Linked DNA regions of Homo sapiens: all the other regions are linked to region 2. Evidence: read pairs that join two places in POLR2A ChIA-PET (ENCODE). Cell type or tissue: HepG2. All regions are shown on one strand. Each heading gives the region's core, and the rest is flanking DNA. Links, peaks and the distances in the headings are about the cores only.

What was found. ChIA-PET counts read pairs that join two places held together with the same protein. Peaks named below come from ENCODE experiments on the same cell type or tissue, not always from the same donor. Only the 100,000 strongest peaks of a DNase experiment are listed, where the experiment ranks them.
Region 1: POLR2A ChIA-PET joins it to region 2 with 5 read pairs; 2 of 35 experiments call an interaction of 5 or more read pairs at or near these places.
Region 3: POLR2A ChIA-PET joins it to region 2 with 12 read pairs; 1 of 35 experiments calls an interaction of 5 or more read pairs at or near these places.

Annotation. Positions count from the first base shown.
Region 1 is chr16:87,468,258-87,476,254 of GRCh38, reverse strand. The region is part of intron 1 of ZCCHC14 (zinc finger CCHC-type containing 14); the gene reads left to right. Among named protein-coding and RNA genes, the nearest start is that of ZCCHC14, 21 kb to the left of the region's middle. RefSeq lists enhancers at 4,196-5,153, 5,839-6,423, 6,424-7,009. In HepG2, for the core only: a CTCF peak has its summit at 4,320; a DNase peak (open chromatin) is centred at 4,454; H3K4me3 peaks cover 1,022 bases.
Region 2 is chr16:87,702,448-87,708,282 of GRCh38, reverse strand. KLHDC4 (kelch domain containing 4) reads left to right here. Exons shown (of 12, transcript NM_017566.4): 12 at 208-471. Among named protein-coding and RNA genes, the nearest start is that of KLHDC4, 61 kb to the left of the region's middle. RefSeq lists enhancers at 2,441-3,048, 3,049-3,658, 4,308-5,507, 5,543-5,792. In HepG2, for the core only: a CTCF peak has its summit at 1,029; DNase peaks (open chromatin) are centred at 1,692 and 2,132.
Region 3 is chr16:87,533,344-87,541,340 of GRCh38, reverse strand. It overlaps LOC124903748 (a long non-coding RNA gene), which reads right to left and starts at 2,439. Exons shown (of 2, transcript XR_007065170.1): 1 at 1,990-2,439; 2 at 1-78. RefSeq lists a silencer at 1,121-1,352. In HepG2, for the core only: no CTCF peak of the experiment used is centred there; DNase peaks (open chromatin) are centred at 4,406 and 4,840; H3K4me3 peaks cover 2,036 bases.

The DNA.
Region 1 (7,997 bases), core at 2,477-6,476, 230 kb after region 2:
TTGTTACCATATCCTTTCAGTCTGGCAAACTCACTTTAGTATTTTCGGGAGTGTAGGTGTGCTGGCAAGAAAGGCTCTTAGTTTTCTTTTATCAGAACATGTTTTGCTTTCACCCGTGCTATTGAAGTATGTTTGCACTGGACGTGAGGTCCTTTGTTGGCAGCTTTCTTCTACTGGGACTTTGAGAGAAGTCGAGACCCTGTCTCTCCTCCAGGGCTCTGCTGTTGGCTGCTCCCCTGTGCTCACAAGTTGTTTTTCTCCAGCTGGCTTTAAGATGGACTGTCTTTGGTATTTGAGCAGCCTGACTGTGATGTGTCCAAGTGTTTATTGAATTTATCTTATTTGGTGTCCTGAACTTACTAGATCTGTAAATTTATGCCTTCTGCCAGCTGTGGGAAATTTTCAGCCATAATTTCTCCAAAATGTTTTTCTGCCTCAATCTCTCTCTCCTTATGGGACTCCAGCTCTAGGTATGTTAAACTGTGTGATATTGTCCCTGAAGCTTTGTTTGATTGTTTTCCTTTCAGATCTTTTTCTCTCTCTGTTCTTTGGGTTGGATACTTTTTATTGATCCATCTTCAGATTCACTGAGTCTTCTGTTACCTCCAGTCTGCTGTTAAAGCTCGTCCACAGGATTTTTCTTCGTTTAGAAATAGCATTTTTTAGTTCTGGAATTTCCTTTTTTTTTTTTTTTTTTTTTTTAAGACAGAGTCTTGCTCTGCCACCCAGGCTGGAGTACAGTGGCACACTCTCGGCTCACTGCAACCTCCGACTCCTGGGTTCAAGCGATTCTCCTGTTTCAACCTCCCAAGTAGCTGGGATTACAGGCGCCCACCACCACACTCAGGTAATTTTTTTATTTTTTTGTAGAGACAGGGTTTTGCCATGTTGGCCAGGCTAGTCTCGAACTTCTGACCTCAGGTGATCCGCCTGCCTTGGCCTCCCTAAGTGCTGAGATTACAGGCGTGAGCCACTGCACCTGGCCCTGGAATTTCCATTTTTTAAGAAATGTTCTCTTTCTCTCTTGAGACCCGTTTGGCTTGTCCAGCCTAAGTCCCTTTGCCTTTCTGTTCCTGAGCCCCGTTGTAAGGGCTACTGAGTCCTGCCTGTGCTGGCAGCATGGGTGTGTCCTGTGCCTGGTCTCCAGAGCTAACTCTTTCCTCTTTGTACAGGTTATATTTTTGTTTCTTTCCATGTCTAGTAATTGTGGATTGCTTCTTGGATTTTGTGAGTGATCTGTTGTAGAAACTCTGGACTTCGTTCTATCCTCCTGAAGATTGATGATGCTTTGTTTTAGCAGGCAGTCAGTTTGGCTGGACTCAAACTCCAGATACTCTTCCTGTGTTATCAGCAGCTAATATCTCTGCTCAGTTGCTGTAGTGTGACCTTGCTGTCCTGGACCTGCCCCGTGCCTGCCTGTTGCAGGGCTCACACAGAGTTGATGTGCAGAGCGTGCTGTCCCCTCCCAGGGTGCTCTCCCTTCCAGGGTTTCTCCTGTCGCTTTCCAGCTGCGATCATCTACCAGAATTCCCCTCTCTGGTTTTTCAGGTGAGACTGTGGGGCTCTCTGTGAGCTTTAGCTGCCCCCCTTCTCTGAGGAGGACCAGGTTCTGCCCCAGGACAAGAAACCCGTGCAGTGCTCAGCTCGCTCTGGGCACAGGCTCCCTCCAGTTTCTGCTTGTCTTGGTCCTGTTCAGTTTGTTTTTTTATGCTTTGTCCAGAGTTTATAGTTATCTGCAAGAGGATTGGTCCAACGTCTCAGCCATTACTGAAGGTAGAACCACCTGTTTTATATACTCCAGGGGTTGCAGAAATAAATACGAACCATGTGTTCTAGGAAGAATTCACTCTCCCTGAGGAAGGGAGGCTGTGAAGGGGGGTTTTATACTAACTGGAACATGTGCTGTTAAAAGGATGAGGTGCTGTGCGGAGAGAAGGCTAGCATGGCCCAGTGCCTTGAAGTTCATGGGTCCATTTGGAGGATGTCAGTGGAATGGTTGTCTACATGCTCTAGCCCCTGGTGGCGGTCAGCCACGGGAAGGAGAGTCAGGCGTGTGGTGAACTTGCCAGAGAAGCAGGCCTGGGCTAGGCTTCACCTGTAGGTGTGAAGTTCAGTTGGGCAGATACCAGGTGCCTAGGGGATGAGGGTCTGGTCATAGCTGCAGTGGGAGGTAAATCTGAAACTTTTTGGCCTAAATGTCTTCTGTGATCAATCCAGGTGAGCCCTTTCTGGTCTGATCTTTTGTTGCATGGCTGACAGTAAGAGATGGGGACCCTGGCTCTGAAGCAGCGATGCCTTGTTCATAATAGGGTGTCCCAAGAAGACTCCTGGAATAGAGTTTGTGGTGCCTGCAGAAACAAAGCCTGCTAGCCGATTTTACTGACACTTTCTGGACCTTGGATGCACTCTTGTTTTGAACCAGGGGTTTCTCGCTCCTGGCCTCTTCAAGTCCTGTTCTTTCCCATCCTAGATGCCTAAGTGTTCTGAAACCGAACCTATACTGTGGCTGGTATCCCCAAAGCACTGTAAAGCAGCCACTTGAACGTGCTCACTGCTTTGAATGGTCCATCTCAGGGAGCTGAATATTATAGTGGGAACCAAAATGGTCATGATAACGCAGTTTAGTTATTGTGATTAGACATTTAGCCAGCTTCTCTAAGAAAACCCCAGTATTTAAGCATATTCCTGGCCAAATATTCACAATAACAATATTGTGTGTATTATGTACTTAACGTCAAAAGTCCTGAAGATGGGCCGGGCACGGTGGCTCACGCCTGTAATCCCAGCACTTTGGGAGGCCAAGGCAGGTGGATCACCTAAGGTCAGGAGTTTGAGACCAGCCTGGCCAACATGGTGGAACCCTGTCTCTGGTAATAATACAAAAATTAGCTGGGTGTGGTGGCGCCTGCCTGTTATCCCAGCTACTCAGGAGGCTGAGACAGGAGAATCGCTTGAACCCAGGAGGCGGAGGTTGCAGTGAGCTGAGATCGTACCGTTGCACTCCAGCCTGGGGAAAAAGAGCGAAACTCCATCTCCAAAAAAAAAAAAAAGTCCTGTAGATAAAGATAACCTCAGGGAATGTCTCATCTGCCATCCTCTTGGATGTGGCATCAGTGGAGTTAGATTGCATCTATGCCTGCAATGGAGAGGGTGCTGGCTGCAGCCTCTGCCCCTGAAGCTGTTGCAGCTCACTGTTTCTAACATTACGAGTGTCACATCATTTAAATTTTTTCTTACACTGGGTGCAGTGGTTCATGCCTGTAATCCCACTCACCACTTTTGGGAGGCTGAGTTGGGAGGATCTCTTAAGGCCAGTAGTGCAAGACCAGCCTGGGCAACATAGGGAGACCCCCATCTGTACAAAAAATAAAAACAATTAGCCGGGCGCTGTGGTACACGCCTGTAGTCGCAGCTGCTCAGGAGGCTGAGGTGGGAGATGGCACTGAGCTGTGGTTGTGCCACTGCACTCCAGCCTGGGCAACAGAGCGAGCCCCTATCTCAAAGATAAAAAATAAAAAGTGCATTTTTCTTGAGGGGGAAGGAACCATCATGGTGGCCGTATTGCTTTACTTTCTGATGGTGTCGTCTTCAGAGATTGTTGAGATTGGGTTGTTGGTTCCCACGTGGCCATGTCCTGTCAGTGTTGCTTCTGTGTGTTCCCTCGCTGTCACCTGTTGCTCCTAAGTGCTGACTTTGTACCTTTTTCGAGCAGCCTCTGATTGGTTTCTCCCCGACCCGGCCCGCGCCACAGCGGTGCTGCTGGTGGTCTGCTCTGTGGGGCCGTGTTGAGAGAGAAGCTCTGAGGGAGAGGCTTTGCATGCGTGCCTCGGTGCACGGTGCCAGCCTGGATCCCTGTGGCTGTGGAATGGGCGCTTGCTGTTTGCCAGGCTCCATCCTGAGAGCCATGCTTGGTGGACTGGCTACTTCAATCCTTGCACCAACCCTCGGAAGTCAATATGGTGGCTGTCCCCACTTTACAGATGGGGACACAGGCTTGGAAATGCCACATCACTTGTGTCGCACGACTAGTGATGGGGGCGGCCCTCCCGAGGGTCTGACTGTAGGGCCGGCATTTGGCATCACTACAGGAGGTTGACACTTTCACTATTATGTTTACTCCTCCTACTTCAGTTCCACCCCTACCCCCAGCCCAGTTTTATTGACACTTGCACTTGTCTGTGCAAGCATTTTCTCTCCTGTTGCATAAAGTTGTTTTTTTTAGTGGAGGGTAGTAGTTGCTCAGAAGCACTGGAAGACAGCAGTGGTCAGAGCCCGGTCAGCAGTGAAGGTCAGCGCCATTGCCGGCCTCCGACCCTAGTGGTGAGTAGGTCGCTGCTGGACAGGAGGGCAAGGAGGGGCTAGGAAGGCAGAAATGAGTTGTTGCTCATGAGTACAAGCAAGATGCTGGTGTTCTCTCTGAAGTCAATACATCCGTTAAGATGCCCTTTGAACCCTGTTTTATGGGATTACAGGACTAGGAAGTATGTCTTTAGCCTCCCTAGGGCTCTCGACTTTAGACTCCCTCTGTTTCTACAGGCAGTGTCTGGAACAGGGATTCTGGGTGTGTTGGAGGCTGACTGTAGGGAAGCCCTACCCCAGAGGTCCCATGTGGTTGGCCCCTGGTGGGATGTCTTGGCACCTGGAGGCCTGGAAGCCCCCGCGGGTGGGCAGTTGGGGCCGGTGTTCCTAGAGGAGGCCGTGCTGCCCTGTGGCTATTTGTGAAAGAGATTTGCATCTGGTCACTCTGGGAGCTGGTCTAGTTAAGTACTGGGTTCCCTTTGCTGAGATTTTAAGCAGTAATCTTTTTTCTCTCTTTCTCTTTTTGATGAGTAGAGCTCTAGGTTAAGAAATATTAAAAGGAATGTTTTTACATGGAAAATGTTTTTTTGGTTAGCGTTGGCTTTCACTTGGTCTAAGTCAGCAAATAGCTTTCACTCTTAAACTGTCTGTCTTCTTGTTCTGGTTTTTAGAGACACGTAATGACTATTTTAGCAAAATGCTTACAAATCTATTTTGTTTTTATGTTTTATGTTTTTTACGTTAACTTAAAAGTATTTAACAGACGTTACTCCTTCCTGTATAGAGGTAGGTTAATTGGAAAACAAATTGAAAACACTATTTTTTCATAGTCATGTTTACTGTATTTTGTTTGTGGGGGTAGACACTTTGAAGTTCATGTTAACCCCTGATGTGCCCGGCCCTCGAGATATGTGTGGAAGGAAAGTGTGGTTATGGTTTTAGAAGCTTGCTTTTTCTATACTTTTCATATCATTCACATCTTGTAGGGAGGTATTTATATTTAGACTTAATATCTGTAACTTTTTTAAATTCTAGAAGTAGTGATTGTTCCTCACAGAAAAATTGGAAAACAGAAAAATAAAATAAAAATTACCCAGAGATAAATGCTAGTAATATTTCGGTGTACCTTTGTCTTTTCTCAGTGCCTGTTTGCACACAACTGATGTACGTTCTGCCCATTTTCACATTATCTGTGAGCATCCTGCATGCCTTTTAAGACTGCATAATATTCAGTCATCTGGACATACACATTTAGCGACCTATTTCAATAGTAATCTGTTGCTGGGATGTTTATGTTGTTTGTTTTTCTTTTTGCTCAAGCTGAGATAAATCTCCTTACACACAAACCTTTGACTACATCGCTGATTGACTGTATCCTAACAGCAGACTCCTCCCAGTGGGATTAGTGGGTGAAAAGCTACAGATGGGAAAAAAGCTCATCACATCCTGCCTCCTTGCTGTCCAGACAGTGGCCCCAGGTTACACTCAGCTGAGGACGAGGCCACCCCCTGCAGCTTTATGAGCATTTGACTCCTGAGAACATTTTAACTGTAGTCCAAGTAATTAAATAATTATTCAAGCTGTCATGTGCTTGTTTTCATTATTTATTTATTTATTTATTTATTTGAGTTGGGGTGTCGTGCTGTCTCCCAGGTTGGAGTGCGGTGATGCAATCATAGCTCATTGCAGCCTCAACTTCCCAGGTTCAAGCGATCCCCCCACCTCAGCCTCCTGAGCAGCTAGGTACAGGCACACACCACCACACTCGGGTAATTTCTAAATTGTGGTAGAGATGTAGTCTCACTATGTTGCCCAGGCTGGTCTTGAACTCCTGACCTCAGGAGTTCCACCTGTCTAAGCCTCCCAAAGTGCTGGGATTACAGGTGTGAACCACTGCTCCTGGCCCCAGGCTGGTTTTGAACTACTGGGCTCAAGCGATCCTCCTGCCTCAGCCCCCCAAAGTGCTGGGATTGCAGGCGTGAGCCACTGTGCCTGGCAAGTGCACTGGTTTTAGAACAGACGATCACATGTCGTGGTAAAGTCTCTACTTGAGAAGATAGGCCCTGGCCCCCAGTGCAGGGAACACGGAGCTGGGGTGGCTGTGGGTGGCTCTGTCCTCATCCCCAGTGCTTCTGGGGGTGTGCTGCCCACAGGGGTGCAGCAGATGCTGTAGACACAGGGAGCCCTGCCTTCCGGGAGGCCCAGTTGCCGGTGCCCCTCCTGGATCCTCCCAGAGCTCCGAGTCTCTGTGACAGCACTGAAGCAATTTAATTGTCCTCCAGCCACACCGCAAGCACCACAATAATAACAGCAACTAACATTTTGAATGCTAACATTTTTCCAGTTCACAGTACTAGAAATGCATTTTACTGAATTCTCACAAAAGCCTTAGGTAGGTGCCATTATTTCCATCCCATAGTGGACGAAACAGGGGCTGCCCTGTGTGGACCCAGCACTGGCCGCCGAGACGGCTCCTGACCGCTGTGCTCCGCTCGCCTCCTTGGATTTAATGTGCACAAATCACAGACCTCTGTAGTTACAGGACCTAAAGTCTGCACTTGATTCTGCTCCCTACTGGCCAGATGACCTTGGGGAAGGCATTTAGGAACTGACATTCAGTTTTTCTTGTTTTTAACATGGAGATAATTTGATCTGTGTACGTCACGTACTGCAGGGATCAGATGGATGATCTCATATGGCTGCATAATGGATACTTGGGAAGAACTGTACAAAAGGTGGTTATAGCCGGGTGCATTGTCTCATGCCTGTGGTCCCAGCTACTCGGGAGGCTGAGGCAGGAGGATGACTTGAGCCTGGCAATTTGAGACCAGCCTGGGCAACATAGACCATGTCTCCAAAAAAACAGACAAAAATGCTAGTACTTTTTGTTCTTTTATTCTCCATGGTCTCTCACAATGTGTCTTGACATCGTAGGCATTCCATTGGCACCTGGCTTTTTAAACTGACCGTATTCTTTTTAAAGATGTCTAGACCTGGCTTTCTCAGCCTGCGTCGTTTGCCAGCTCCCAGGTATTCCACATGCAGACGCAGTACTCAATATTAGGGAAAATAAACTGTATCAGGGAGGGCCTCTCAGCCTTGGCACTCCTGAGGCCTGCGGGCAGGTACTTCCTTGCTCTGGAGCTGTCCTGGGCTCTGCAGGATGTTTAACAGCATCGCTGGTCTCCGTTGGCTGCATGCCACGAGAATCCCCACCCCAGTTCACAGAAAATGTTTTCAGCTGTGGCCAGATGTCCCCTGGGGACAAAATTTCCCCCAGTTGAGAACCACTAGGTTAGGGAATAATAAGACTTTATAAGTTAAGTTAGGAAAAACATCTAACAGTGTGCTAAAAAACGGGGGAAGGGGTTTGAACCTGAGGCAGTAGATGATAAGGAACTGTTTGTAGGTTAAGCCTGGCATGGTGGCATGCGCCTCCTGTAGTCCCAGCTTCTCTGGAGGCTGAAGTGGAGGACCACTTTTTTTTTTTTTGACTATGTAATTAAGGGTATCATTTATTGTAATATAAGAACATATTCTAAAACAGCTGAATGAACATGCACAACACAATGTGATGACACATACTCTCCTGAATTTATGTAATTTTTCCTTAAGATATCTCTTAATGAGCAATATTATTTTTAAAATGTTAAATAAAATCCTTACCATTGGCCAGTGGGATACTGAATACCACTATT
Region 2 (5,835 bases), core at 1-4,000:
GGATGCTTATTGGAATTCAGCTTTGTAAATTTTTTAAAAACGTTGGTGTGTGGAGTAATTTGGGCAGCTTGCTAATGAGTGCCGTGTGCCTGTGGGCTCTTTGATGAGGTCTTCCCTGAAAACCCGGTGTTCTCTCTACCCCTCCTGCACGGGCCTCCCCCTCGGCTGAATGTGTTTCTCTCTCATTCCTTCCTCCTTGCGTATCAGAAGAGCCCCTGCCAGGGGCGCCTGGCAAGTGCTGTGCCCACGTCCGCCCAGGACCCAGCCGTGTTGAGTGAAGCTCTTGGGGCCAGCGTGCGTCCTGACGCACAGGAGAGAGCTGAAGGTGGGTGGCCCAGGCCAGGGTGTGAACTTTCTCCCATGGTTTAGTCTCTGACGCGGCACTGGGCCGGAAGTTCAACTGAGTGCAGTGCAGGTGGATTCCCTCAGCAGCCTGTGTGTTGTGTGAAATAAATTGGACTTGAAACAAGACCACCGCGGAGGGTGTCTTCTGTGTGGCCCTAGGCACACCGCAGTCTTCCCGGGGCCTCTGCCCCGGGCCAGGGCTGGGCCTAGGGCGAGACCACCCCACACTGGAGGGTGGAACCTTGGACACGAAGGACCCTCGAGAAGCAGGTTTCTGTGCCCGAAACCCCGGAATATGCTGTGCTTTGTGAGCCTTTCCTTCTGCAAAACCAGAAGAGGGCCCTGACTGCCCATCCATATTCACACTTGGGATCAGCCTCTGATGCCTGAAACTGAAAAGCAGACCAGGGCCAGTGCACACCTTCCCGGTTCTCATTCACGTGAAGCACCGCTGGCTGGCTGCACACGGGGGTCTCGTGGTGGGGGCTCCTCGTGTGCAGCGGCCTCACTCCTGGGAGCCACCTGCCGCCGCGTGGTCTCTGGGAGGCTGTGGTGGGACCATCCCTGTCCCTGTCCCAGTCGGGTTTAGGGTTTAGGATTAGCATTTGCAAAGCGACAGGAAGGGAGGCTGGAGGGCGAGGGCTCCCAACGTCCCCACATGGCTGCCACCAGGTGTCCCCATCCAGCTCCTCCTGGCTTCAGCGCTGCGGCCTCCTTGCCCCCGAAGGCTGTGGTGCGCTAACTCCCAACCTAGGCCTGCTCCAGTCCAAGACTGAAGGCCAATTCGGATTTGCATAATTGGGGTCAAAAGTTGAGCATTGAAACCACACCTGGTGCAGTTTTTGTGTATCTTAAATATTTTGAACAGTGGGAATATAGGATCCTTAGTTTTCTATAACGGGGCTGATGACATATTCACTATGGTCCCATTTCTTATCTGGGAGTTGAAAACAAGGGTGGTGGGGAGACTTCCCTCCTGGCGGAGCCGGTGCTGGGCGGGTGGAAGCACCGCTGGGAGAGGGCTAGAAGCTGACTTGGTGGCGAGCCCCTGTGAGCACCTCCCCGCTCCCTTGGCCTCTTCATCCTTACGGCTCCAGGTGGGCCCAGGAAAACCCAGGTCACCTTGGGGCGATGGCTTGAGAAGTGTCGCCTCTCAGGATCATCTCAGGGGCACTCGGCCAGCTCTTGCACAGCAGGGCACGTGCTGAGCTCCCTGGTGCAGCCGGGTGTTCAGGAGGCCTCGGTGGGTGGCACTTGAACTGGCCCCAAGGGCCCCGCCCACTGCCATCGGTGTGACCTCACTTCAGGCTTCCATTGTCACTTGACACTTGATGGGAATGCTGATCAGAAAGGGGAAGGCTCTGGGCACTGCCTCTTCCCTGGTGGGGACACCTGTCTGGTGCGTCTGGATGTGGGTGGCAGTGCTGACAGGAGTGAGGCTGCAGGTGCCGCCCCCCTCGAGGGCTGCAGCTTGTGTTTGCGTTGTGCCGGCCCCCTCCGCCGACCCCCCTGGAGGCTGCAGCTTGTGTTGTGTTGTGCCGACCAACCCCCCCACGCCGACCCCCCCAAGGGCTGCAGCTTGTGTTTGCATTGCGCCAACTTCCCCCTCTCCGAGGGCTGCAGCTTGTGTTTGGGTTGTGCCAGCTCACCCCCCTCCCCGCCACCGACCCCCTCAAGGGCTGCAGCTTGTGTTTGCATTGCGCTGACCCCCCCCCGAGGGCTGCAGCTTGTGTTTGCATTACGCTGACCCCCCCCCGAGGGCTGCAGCTTGTGTTTGCATTACGCTGACCCCCCCGCGAGGGCTGCAGCTTGTGTTTGCTTTTGCGCCGGCAGCCCGCCCGCCCCCCGCAAGGGCTACAGCTTGTGTTTGCGTTCCGCCGACCCCTCCTCCCCTCAGGCTGCAGGTTGTGTTGCCTTGTGCCAACCCCCTGAGAGCTGCAGCTTGTGTTTGTGTTGCACCGACCCCGCACAGGGCTGCAGCTTGTGTTGCGTTGCGCCGGCTTTGGCGGCCGGTCTGGGCACTTTGTCTGAGTGCTGGGCAATCAAGGTCCTTTCCTCACACTCTCAGCTAAGCTGGTTGGAAGAGGCTCGGACAGGGTTGAGAAGCCAGAGCGCAGGCAGCAGCGCCCCCGCCCCCGCCCCCGCCCAGGCCCTGCCCGGCTCTGCGGCTCCAGCCCTTGTCCAGAAGATGGACGCCATTGTGTGGCCGGTTCTTTCTTCCCTCCTGCTCTTGGAGGAAGAAGAGGAAATATCTTGTTGGCTTTCAATGTAGTTGTCTGTTATGAGAGACAGTTTTTCTTTCAGAGGAGCTTGTAACTGATTAGGTGGGATTCCAAGGAAAAAGAGACTTTTGAATCAACCCAGTTGAAAGAAAGATGACAGCAGCCCTGAGGAAGAAACTTCTTGTACACTTTCTTACACAGAAAGCATTTTGCTTTTGTTGCTAAAGATTTGGTTTGAATGAAAGATGCTGATCAGAACCAATGGGGATCAGATAGACAAGCTCCCAGCATGGAGTGGCTGTCACGGCCGTGATGAAAACAGGGCCCCTTCAGTGTGGAACCGTGGGAGACGCGGAACACAACACAGGGTGGTGGATTCCTGGGCGGAGCTCTGCCTGCCCCACGGGCCTGTGGTCTGCTCTGTCTGCCGGGGCCCAGTTTACCGAACTACTTGGTGGCCAGATAGCCACCGTAGGGCGTGAGCGGCCGGCACGAAAGCCCAGGGCCTCTGTCTCCCGGGAGCTGCTGGCGCGGCGCGGCTGGGACACGCCGTACTCGGTGCCACGTTCTTGCCCAGTTCCTCGCTGTGGTGAGCTGCTGGCTGTTAGGAAGCCTTTCCCTCGGCTGCGGCCCTCCCACACGGCCCCCAGACCCCTGACTGCAGGGTGGGCGGGCGTACCAGGGGAGGCACTCTGGCCGGCCCGCTTGGCAGCAGGGCCACAGCTCCTCCTCGCAGGGCTTTGTGGGATTTTAAAGGATGAATCGTCTTGTTCTCCATGCTCCCCCTGCCGCCCATGCGCGCCATGCTCTGTGTGAGGATGAATTGGAGGGACTGGCCATGAGCGGTGGCTTTTTTCGTGTTTGGGGTCGGGAGGGTGTTGGGTGGAATGAACATCAAGGGAACCACCCATTGAGCTTAGAAATTCTTGCCAGGCAGTTGGTTTGTGTTTGTGTTTAGATGAGAGCAGTGTTGATTGCAGTTTGACATCTGATTTTTTTTTTAATTGAGTTGGTACAAGCAGGATGTCATTGGCTAGGTGACAAAGTCACTGGGGGACCAAATACCAAGATGCCCGTTGGTGAGAGAGACCCTCCCCAGGACCCTCCCCAGGCGCCTCCTTCTCCGTGACGTTCAGGACCCTCCCCAGGCGCCTCCTTCCCCGTGACGTTCAGGACCCCTCCCCAGGGCCCTCCCCAGGCGCCTCCTTCCCCGTGACGTTCAGGACCCTCCCCAGGCGCCTCCTTCCCTGTCATGTTCAGGACCCTCCCCAGGCGCCTCCTTCCCCGTGACGTTCAGGACCCTCCCCAGGCGCCTCCTTCCCTGTCATGTTCAGGACCCTCCCCAGGCGCCTCCTTCCCTGTGACATTCAAGACCCTCCCCAGGGCCCTCCCCAGGCGCCTCCTTCCCCGTGTGGTTCAGGACCCTCCCCAGGCGCCTCCTTCCCCGTGACGTTCAGGACCCTCCCCAGGGCTCTCCACAGGCGCCTCCTTCCACGTGTCGTTCAGGTGACGAGGCGAGACCCCGCGCTGGACGTGGCACTCGGGTGTTGGAGTGAGGTGGCGGCGCCGTGTGCTTGATGGTTTCCATCAGAGAAGAGTCAGCCTTCCTCCAGAAGGAGCGGGGGATGGTGGTTCCCCAGCCCGGAAGGAAAAGGAGCCGAGCTCTAGCTGTGATCACGGCCTCAGCCTGCCTGCCTTTGTGCATGGAAGGAACTTGCTAGTGACCGCTGCTCTCCTGGGCAGTGTAAGAGTGTTGTGTGGAGGCCGGGGGCGCTGGAGGCCAGTCTCGTTTTCATAGCCCAGATGGCTCCCGGCGCAGGTTGCAGTCACCTCCATTACTCTTTCACGAGAGAGCTGCAGCAATGCCATCTGGGGCCTGGCCACACCTGGTCACTGGTGTCCCGAGGCACACAAGCAGTCCCTGCCGGAAGCTGACACACTGTCATGGCCAAGGGCCACAGTGCAGGTACCACGGTGACCCGGCTTCCCTGAGTCCAGCTCACGCCCGTTTTCCTTGTCTCAACCTTCAGAGCCCTTCCAAGCCCCCACTGGCTGCAGCCCACCCAGGGGACCCACCTTTAGAGGCTGGACTCAGGCTTCACTGAGGGGTGAGAAGCGCAGGTTTACAAAGCTCTGGCTGGGAAGAAATTGAGTAACCACTCCCTGAGAAACAAACGGAGACGTTTAATTACATGAACGCACACATTTTAAAAACCGCCTGTGCACTCCCGGAGGGCAGAGCCTGCCTCTCTGGTTATTTTTGTGTCCTCCATTCACTTACAGGCTGTGACAAACCCTGTGCCCACGCTGCCTCCACTGCCGGGAGACTCAGGGCTGGGGGAGACATGCCCTGGTCACCACTGCGGAGACTCAGGGCTGGGGGAGACATGCCCTGGCCACCAGTGGTGAGCCAGCGAGACAGGACCCCACGCGCGCTGACCCGGGGACGCCATGGAACTCACTCGCGATTCCTGCACGCGCGCTGACCCGGGGACGCCATGGAACTCACTCGCGATTCCTGCTCACAGCACGTTTCCTGCTCGAAAACCAGGAGAGCCTCCACGTGCCGACTAGCTCTGTCCACACATCCATTGCGCAGCTCTGCAGCGGAAGGACCTTCAGTAAAGACGCTGGTTTGTAACGAGAGAAGCGTTCCAAAGTGTCACACGACATTGTTTATTACTAAAAGGAGCAGAATTTCTTTTTAATCTTGACAGTGTTGTTTTCGTAACAGTATGATTTAAACTGTTACATTCATTTAGGAAAACTTTTTTTCATTTCATAAGTAATCAAGCTATCTTTCCAGCTTAAAAGCAAAGAAAAAAGGCTCAGGGTAACTTTTTAAACCACTTCATCAATAAGAAAAGTTCTCTCTGTCATTGCACGGCGTGATTGTACACAGTATTAGCAAGCAGTTCACATGCGCCAGGGCCGACTTGGAAGGAAACACAGGTTAACACTGTTTCCTGTCCGAGTTCACAGAGATGTTTGCAGCAGGCTCAGTTGCTTTGGCAGCTGGAGCGAGGGTGCCTCTTCCGCGTGGCTCCCCTGAGCAGAGAGGCCCCTGTGGTTTTTTTCTCCGCCGGGCTCTGGGGACAGGGTTTCTGTGGAAATGGCAAATGGTGCAGATGAGCAGAGTCCTGCTAGAGAGGTCAGCTCAGCGTCCAGGAGGGGGCGCCTGCCCCCGAGGAGGCCACGGACATGCCTGGGAAGTTGCTGCCGGAGAAGTGTGCTCTGATGTGGCTACATTTGGGGACGCGGGCTCCCC
Region 3 (7,997 bases), core at 2,477-6,476, 170 kb after region 2:
GCCTGAGAGCCTGGCGCTCCTGCCACATCCCCATTGCCATGGCAACGGCAGACACAATGGTTTCTGTGGAGTTCGGATCTATAAATAATTTCTAGATTAGTCTTGGCGAGGTGGATGGGGTGGGCACCGAGGGGAGGTTCCTGGTGGCCGGCGGGACGGGCCACTGTCCACAGGCCATGCCAGGCCTGGGGCAGCGAGGTCACAGCCTCCTGGGTCAGATGCTGTGCCCTGGCCAGTCGGCAGGAGTGGCCTCGGCAGGCTCCGCAGCAGTTTCTGCCCCAGAGACCATGCGTGGGACAGTTCCATCTCATCTGTGAGTCCCGGACATGTGTGGACCCAGGTTGGCTGCACAGGACCCAGGGTGGCTGGGTAGAGGGCTGTAAAAAAATCCCTGCTGCTGATCTGGGGACTGAGGGAGGCTCAGGGGTGGGAGTTGATCACCACCGTTTCTAGGCACTCACGAGGGCCCTGTTCAGTGTCTCGGCGTTGCTGGGTAGACCCTGGTGGGGTGACAACAGGATCTGAGTGTTTGGACTCCATTCTCTCTGCTTCCTCTGTCCACGTTTTAGGGATGCCCTATTCAATGAGCCCTCTCTCTCTCTTCCTTTTTTTTTTTTTCTTTTTCTAGCAGTGTTTCCAGGGAAGGGCTCATATTCCCCACACTAGGGGCTGAGAGGGTGGATGCTTCTGGGTAAATCATTTGAAAATCAAGCAGATCCAACACCTTTGCTGTCTCTGATTAGAGTGAGCTCGCTGGGAGGGGCCCCCAAAGGGCCCCTGAATGGCTACGTGCTGCATGGCGTTAGGAGTGAGGGGCATGACCCTGACACCGGGAGGGCAGGCGTGTGAGCAAGTGCAGCCTACGGGGAGGCAATTTAACCACAGCCCCGGCACTGACAACGGCAAATCCTCTTGCGCAGCAGTTCTCCTCCGAGGATTCTTCCTGAGTGAGGCACTGGCATAGGGGCACAAAGGCATATATGTGCCAAAGGCATGACCCACGCCATGCGTTGATTACAGCAGAGACTGAGAGCAGCCTCATGCCTGTTGGTGGAGAGGAGTGGAGAAGGACAGCCTACTCCCCATGCACTGAGAGCTCTTGTGCAGTCAGCAAAAAGCGTGGTGGCTCCATCCATGTGGACACAGAACAGCTTTCAAGAGAAATAAGAAGGGCTGGAAGTGGCAGCTCACGCCTGTAATTCCAGCACTTTGGGAGGCTGAGGCGGGCAGATCACCTGAGGTCAGGAGTTAGAGACAAGCCCAGCCAACGTGACAAAACCCTGTCTCTACTAAAAATACAAAAATTAGCTGGGTGTGGTGATGGGCACCTGTAATCCCAGCTACTTGGGTGGCTGAGACACGAGAATTGCTTGAACCCGGGAGGTGGAGGTTTGCAGTGAGCCGAGCTTGTGCCACTGCACTCCAGCCTGGAAGGCAGAACAAGACTCTGTCTCAAAAACAAAAAAAAAAAAAAGAGACAGAGAGAGAAATAAGAAGAACCAGAGGCACCCAGCGCATGGGCTGCTACTGTCTGTGTAGGAGGCCGAGTAATGTATCACACATGCACACCTAAGTGTGCATACACATATGTGTGCACGAGCACATATGCACACACATAGCTAGAAAAAGGGGCTCTGGGACCCTGAAGATTTGGGGTGGAAGGAAGCTTACTTTTCAGGACATCCTTTCCTGTACTGTTTGGTTGTGGTTGTTTAACCATTTGTGTATGTTAATTTTTCAATTAAAAATAGTTGAGCAAGGTGTGGTAGCATGCACCTGTCATCCTAGCTACTCAAGAAGCTGAGGTGGGAGGACTGCTTGAGCCCAGGGGCTTGGGTCTAGCCTGGGCAACATAGCCAGACCCCATCTCCAAAAAGAGTTTTAAAAATAGGTGAGTGGAAGTTTGGAGAAGAAGGAAGGAAGAGGAAAGGAGGCAGGAGGAAGAGAGAGAAAGGTGTACCCCGCACCGCGGAGGCAGCAGGTCCTCACCTGAATCTGTCTCCCCGTTTCCCAGCTGCGTGGCTGTGGACAAGTCACTCGGCCTCCCTGCGACACCACTTTCCTGCCTGTGAAATGGACTCACGGATAAACCAATCTCACCAAGTTGTTGCCAGGATCAAATAAGTCAAAAATGAGAAAGGATTTAGGAAACTGCAACGGGCATTTTCCCTTGAAAATGGCCCCTGGCTCTTGCACACGCACGTGTGCCAAACAGCTCAGATAATGATTTTCATTTATTCTAATCCTCAGGCTGCCTGAGCTGGGCTTCAGGGGTACGCTGTGGGAAGATCTGAGCACACAGGCCCCGCCGGGGTTCAGATCTGGAGACCCAGCAAGGGCTAATAAAACACAAACTAAATATTCCTCTGGCCTCCCCCACGGAGTGTTTTTCTCTGATTCCGGATCGGCCCTTGGGCTGTTAGAAAACATCTTCTGGGGACAAAGGGCAAGCGGTGAATTTGTGTCCCCTACAGAGAGGAGGGCTGGAGTTGTGGTTCTCTAAGAAGCCACGTGAACCAGAAGCAGCTCTCAGGGGCGGCGGCGTCTGCCCTCAGCCACGCTGGAGTCCACCCCAACTGGCAAGTGGAGAAAAGGAAGGAAAAAATGAGTCAAAAGGAATGGGAAACTGTGTTGCTCACATTTATGAAATGAATGTAGGTCTCCAACATATGCTCTGGCCTGGAGCATTGCTGTCTCTGCGTTAGTAGCTGGGCATGGCTGTGTTGACAGTGGCGGAGGAGAACTCACAGCAGTGGTGAACGTCAAATGTCAAATGTCATTAGAAACCAAGAAGGGGGCAGATTTAAAAAGAAAAAAAGCAGGGAATGCATTCCACCTTTAAACAGAAGGCTTGGGCAGGGTATGAAGCTCGAATCTCATACTTCAAAATGTTTTTGCATCTTGAGGAAACCGTACAGGAACTTGACTGTGAGGAGCTATAGGGCTGCCTGGTCATTTGGATGTGGCCATGTTCACATAAACACTCAGTGCTCGTCAGCTGGAGTTTTGGATTCAGGGAGATGGAAACAATTTAGACTTGGGGGTGTTTGAGGTCAGCGGTTATAAGTGAGTCTCAGGGTTTTTCCCACAGTTGATGAAAACAGTTTCTTTGACATCAAAAATACATATCTATTTTGAAACAGGGTCTTGCTCTGTCCCCCAGGCTGGAGTGCAGAGGTGCAATCATTACTTACTGGCATCTCCAACTTCTGGGCTCAAGGGATCCTCCTGCCTCAGCCTCCTGAGTAGCTGGGACCACAGGCGCATACCATTTCCCCTGGCTTATTTTTAAATTTTTTGTAGAGATGGGATCTCACTCTGTTGCCCAGGCTGGAATGCAGTGGCATTTTCTCAGCTCACTGCAGCCTCTGCGTCTGGGTTCAAGCAATTCTCCTGTCTCAGCCTCCCAAGTAGCTGGGATTACAGGTGTGTGCCACCACATCCAATTTTTTTTTTTTTTTTTTGCATTTTTAGTAGAGACAGGGTTTCACCATGTTGGCCAGGCTGGTCTGAAACTTCTGACCTCAAGTGATCCACCCGCCTTGGCCTCCCAAAGTGCTGGGATCACAGGTGTGACCCACCGTGCCTGGCCTCTATATATTTTTAATGTAGCCATTGGGCTCCTTCACCAGGGCTGATCCAGTTAATCTGGGACGAGGCTCAGGAAGCTCCATTTTAAGAGTAACACAAGTGACGGGGATGCATGCCAATGTCAGAGAACCCCAGGCTGGAATAGGGGGACCCCAAACCCCAAAGGGCATGCAGGACAATCCTCTGGAAGTGTGGGAGAAAGCTATTATGACTTCAGCTTCAATTTATCTCATCCTTTTACATTTTCTCTTTTCTCATTTTATAATGTGCATGAAAGTCAGCTGCAGAGCCCAAATGTATGTTTTATAAATAATGATGATAAAAACCAACCCCTGCACTGCCGCTGTGCCACAGCCCTGTTCTAAGCCTTGTAAGCATATTCACTCATTTACTCCTCAGGACTCTGGGAGATATTATTACCCTCTGCTATGAATTGTGTGCCCCTAAAATTCATATGTTGAAGCCCTCACCCCCAGTATGACTGTTTGGAATAAGGAAGTGATTAAAGTTTGCCGAGGCCGTGAGGGCAAGACCCAGATAAGGTAGGGATTAGTATCTGTATTAGCATGTTATCACACTGTTATAAAGAAATATCCAAGACTGGGTAATTTATAAAGGAAAGAGGTTTAATTGACTCACAGTTCCACATGGTTGTGGATGCCTCAGGAAACTTACAATCACGGAGGAAGGCGAAGAGGAAGCAAGGATCTTCTTCACAAGGCGGTAGGAGAGAGAAGAGCAAGAGAGAGCAGGGAAAACTGCCTTATAAAACCACCAGATCTCGTGAGAACTCCCACTGTCACAAGAACAACACGCGGGAAACCACCCACATGATCCAATCACGTCCCACCCAGTCCCTCCCTCAACACTTGGGGATTAAATTCAAGATGAGATTTGGGTGAGGACACGGAGCCAAGCCATATCGGTATCCTTGAGGCAGGAGAATAGCGTCTGGAGGCAGGGAACCTAAGGCTCTTTCACGCTGATTTCCTAGAACTAAATTGAAAGGAGAGCCCTAACTTTCCACATCTAAATAACAAAAGGACCAGAGGCTACCCCTTTGCAAACCCCTACCTTTTCTGCCAGGCAGATGGGAAATTGAAAGTACCTCTGATTGATCGCTTTTTGCAACCAATCAGACGTTTGTATTGGAATGTAACTTTGTAACTTCACTTCAGCCTCTGATTGTGTGCTTTCCACAACCAATCAGATGTTTGCATAGGAGTGTGAGCTTTGTAACTTCACTTGACCAATCAGACCGATTGCAGGCCGCCACTTCATTTACATGGGGTGAACACCAAGTGGCCACTGGGAAACCTCTAGGGGGTATTTGGACCCGAGAAGATACAGTATCTGGGGCCCTTGAGCCCCTATGCCGGGGCTTACTTTCACCCTGTGGAGTGTACTTTCATTTTCAATAAATCTTTGCTCTTGTTGCTTCATTCCTTTCTTGATTTGTTTGCACATTTTGTCCATTTATTTGTTCAAGATGCCAAGAACCTGGACACTTTCCACCGGTAACATTCTCATCAGAGGGACATCAGAGCACATTCTCTCTCTCTCTCTCTCCCTCCCTCCCTCTATGCCACGTAAGGACCTAGGAAAAGGTGGCCAACTACAAGGCAGAAGAAAGCTTCATCAGAACCTGACCCTGTTGGCTCCCTGATCTTGGACTTCCGTCTCTGGAACTGTGAAGTCTAAACCACTCAGTCTATGGCATCTGTGTTATGGCAGCAGGAGCTGAGACATCCTGCATCGTGCAGATGAGGAAACAGAGGTGCAGAGAGGTGAAGCAGATTGGCCGAGGTAGAACAATGAGAAGGCAGGAGAGCTGGGATTTGAATTGAGGTAGTTTGGCTGCCGGTCCAGGCTTTTAATCATGTATTTGGGGCATGCTCCTTTAAAACTAGCAAACAAAAACTCCTAGAGGAATGTGTTTGAAGAAGTCTGGAAACGCCTGGGTTGGAAGGAAAGGGTGTGAGAGTCTATGGTAGACAGAATAGTGACCCCCAAAGATGTCCATATCTTAACCCCCAGAACTTGTGGATATCTACCTTGCCAAGAAAATTACCAAGTAATTTACCTTACTTGGCCGAAGAAACTTTGCAGATGTGGTTTACAAATCTTGAGCTCGGGGGGCTGGTTATCTGGGATTATCCTGGTGGCCCCAATGTCATCACAGGGATCCTGGTGACAGGGAGGCAGAAGTCAGCAAGGAGAGAAGATGCCATCCTGCTGGCTTGGAAGACAGAGGAGGGGCCATGAGCCAAGGAATGCAGGCAGCCTCTAGGAACTGCAGAAGGCAAGCAGACAGATTCTCCCCTGGAGTGTCCAGAAGGAGCAGGCCCGTTTCAGACTTCAGAACTCCTGAACTTTAAGATAATAAATGTGTCCTGTTTTAAGCCACTAGTTTGTGGTAATTTGTTGCAACAATGATAGGGGAAAAATGCAGATTTGGAGGGCAGATGACTAGGGGGATGATGTGGTTGGGGGGAAAGTGATTCTCGGTTTGGAGCTGAAGTAAGGTGGCCTGTATACAGGTTCCTTTGTAATGTGACTTAGCAAATCTGCAAAGGGCTTTGTGATATTGTGATATAATAAGAAATATATATTTGGTCTCCATCCTGGTTCCGGACACAGAGCTCCTAAAATCCTCAGAATTCCCTGAGCAATAAGGGTGGGAAGATCATCTTCGGTTATTCATAATGACAACTCTCTTCGTCCGTTTGTGTTGCCGTAAAGGAATACTTGAGGCTGGATAATTTATATAGAAAAGAGGTTTATTTGGCTCACAGTTCTGCAGGCTGTATGGGAAGCAGGGCACCAGCATCTGCATCTGGTGAGGACCTCGGGAAGCATCCACTCAGGGCAGAAGGTGAAAAGGAGCAGGTGTCATGTGGAGAGGAGAGAGGCAAGCGGGGGAAGCTGCCAGGCTTTTTAAACTATCAGTTCTCTCAGGAACTGCTAGAGCGAGAGCTCTCGAGAACTCACTCATTACTGCATGGACGGCACCAAGACATTCATGAGGCATCCACCCCCATGACCCAAACACCCCCCAACCAGGCTCCAGTCCCAACACTGGGGTCAAAGTTCAATATGAGATTTGGAGGGGACAAATATCCAAACCATTATTAGTAACTACATCTGAGTTTACGCTAATGAGGTGACTCTTGGAGGATGGGGGCTGGTTGCCAGAGGAGGGTTAGAACTTCAGTCCCCCTGCTCCCCAACCCCAACCTCCAGGGAGGGGAGAGGGGCTGGAGATCGACTTAATCCTCAATGGCTGATGATGTCATCAATCATACCTGTCTAATGAGGTCTCCAAAACACCTGTCAATGACTGGAAGGGGGTTTCAAAGAGCTTCTGGGTGGGGTTAGTGAACACATCAAGGTGCAGGGAGGGCAGTGCACCTGGAGAGGGCATGGAAGCTCTGCACCCCTCCTGCGCCTCCCCTACTTACCCCGTCTATTCCACCCCGTCCATCCCACCCTGTCCATGACTTGGCTGTTCCTGAGTCATATCCTTTGTAATAAACCAGTAAAAATAAGCAAAGTGTTTCCCTGAGTTCTGTAAGTCATTCTTGCCAACTTTTTGTTTGTTTGTTTGAGGCAAAGTCTTGCTCTGTCACCCAGGCTGGAGTGCAGTGGCTCCATCTTGGCTCACTGCAGCCTCTGCCTCCCAGGTTCAAGCAATTCTCCTGCCTCAGTCTCCTGAGTAGCTGGCACAACAGGCATGCACCACCATGCCTGGCTAATTTTTGTATTTTTAGTAGAGATGGGGTTTCACCATGTTGGCCAGGCTGATCTTAAACTCCTGACCTCATGTGATCTGCCTGTTTCAGCCTCTCAAAGTGCTGGAATTACAGGCATGAGCCACTGTGCCCAGTTTTGCCAATTATTGAATCTGAGGAGGGGGTCATGGGAACCCCTAAATCAGCTATAAATCATAGCTGATCAGTCTGGAGGGAGGCCCAGACTCTCAGTTGGCATCTGAAGTGGAGGCCGTCCTGTGGGACTGAGTCCCTAAATCATGGGATCTGATGCTAACTCCAGGTAGTGTTGGAACTGAGTTGAACTGTAAGACACCCAACTATTTCAGAAAGTTGGAAGATTTGTTGGTGTGGGGAACCCCTACGCTGCCATTTGTTGTCAGAAGCAAAATGTTGCATATAGAAGAAATATTTTTTCCTTTCTAAGCTTTGACAAATATATAGAATGTGGCAAAAGCAATGTTGTGTGACTTCAGAACCTCAGTCCCAAGAGAACATGCTGTTACCACTCTCAGCCTTGATGGAATGCTGTGAAGATATCCAGGCTGCCTATGGGAGGATGAGCGGCCATGTGGAGCAGAGGAGCTCTATCTGAGCAGAGCCAGCAACCAGCATGACCACCAGGCCTGTGAGAGA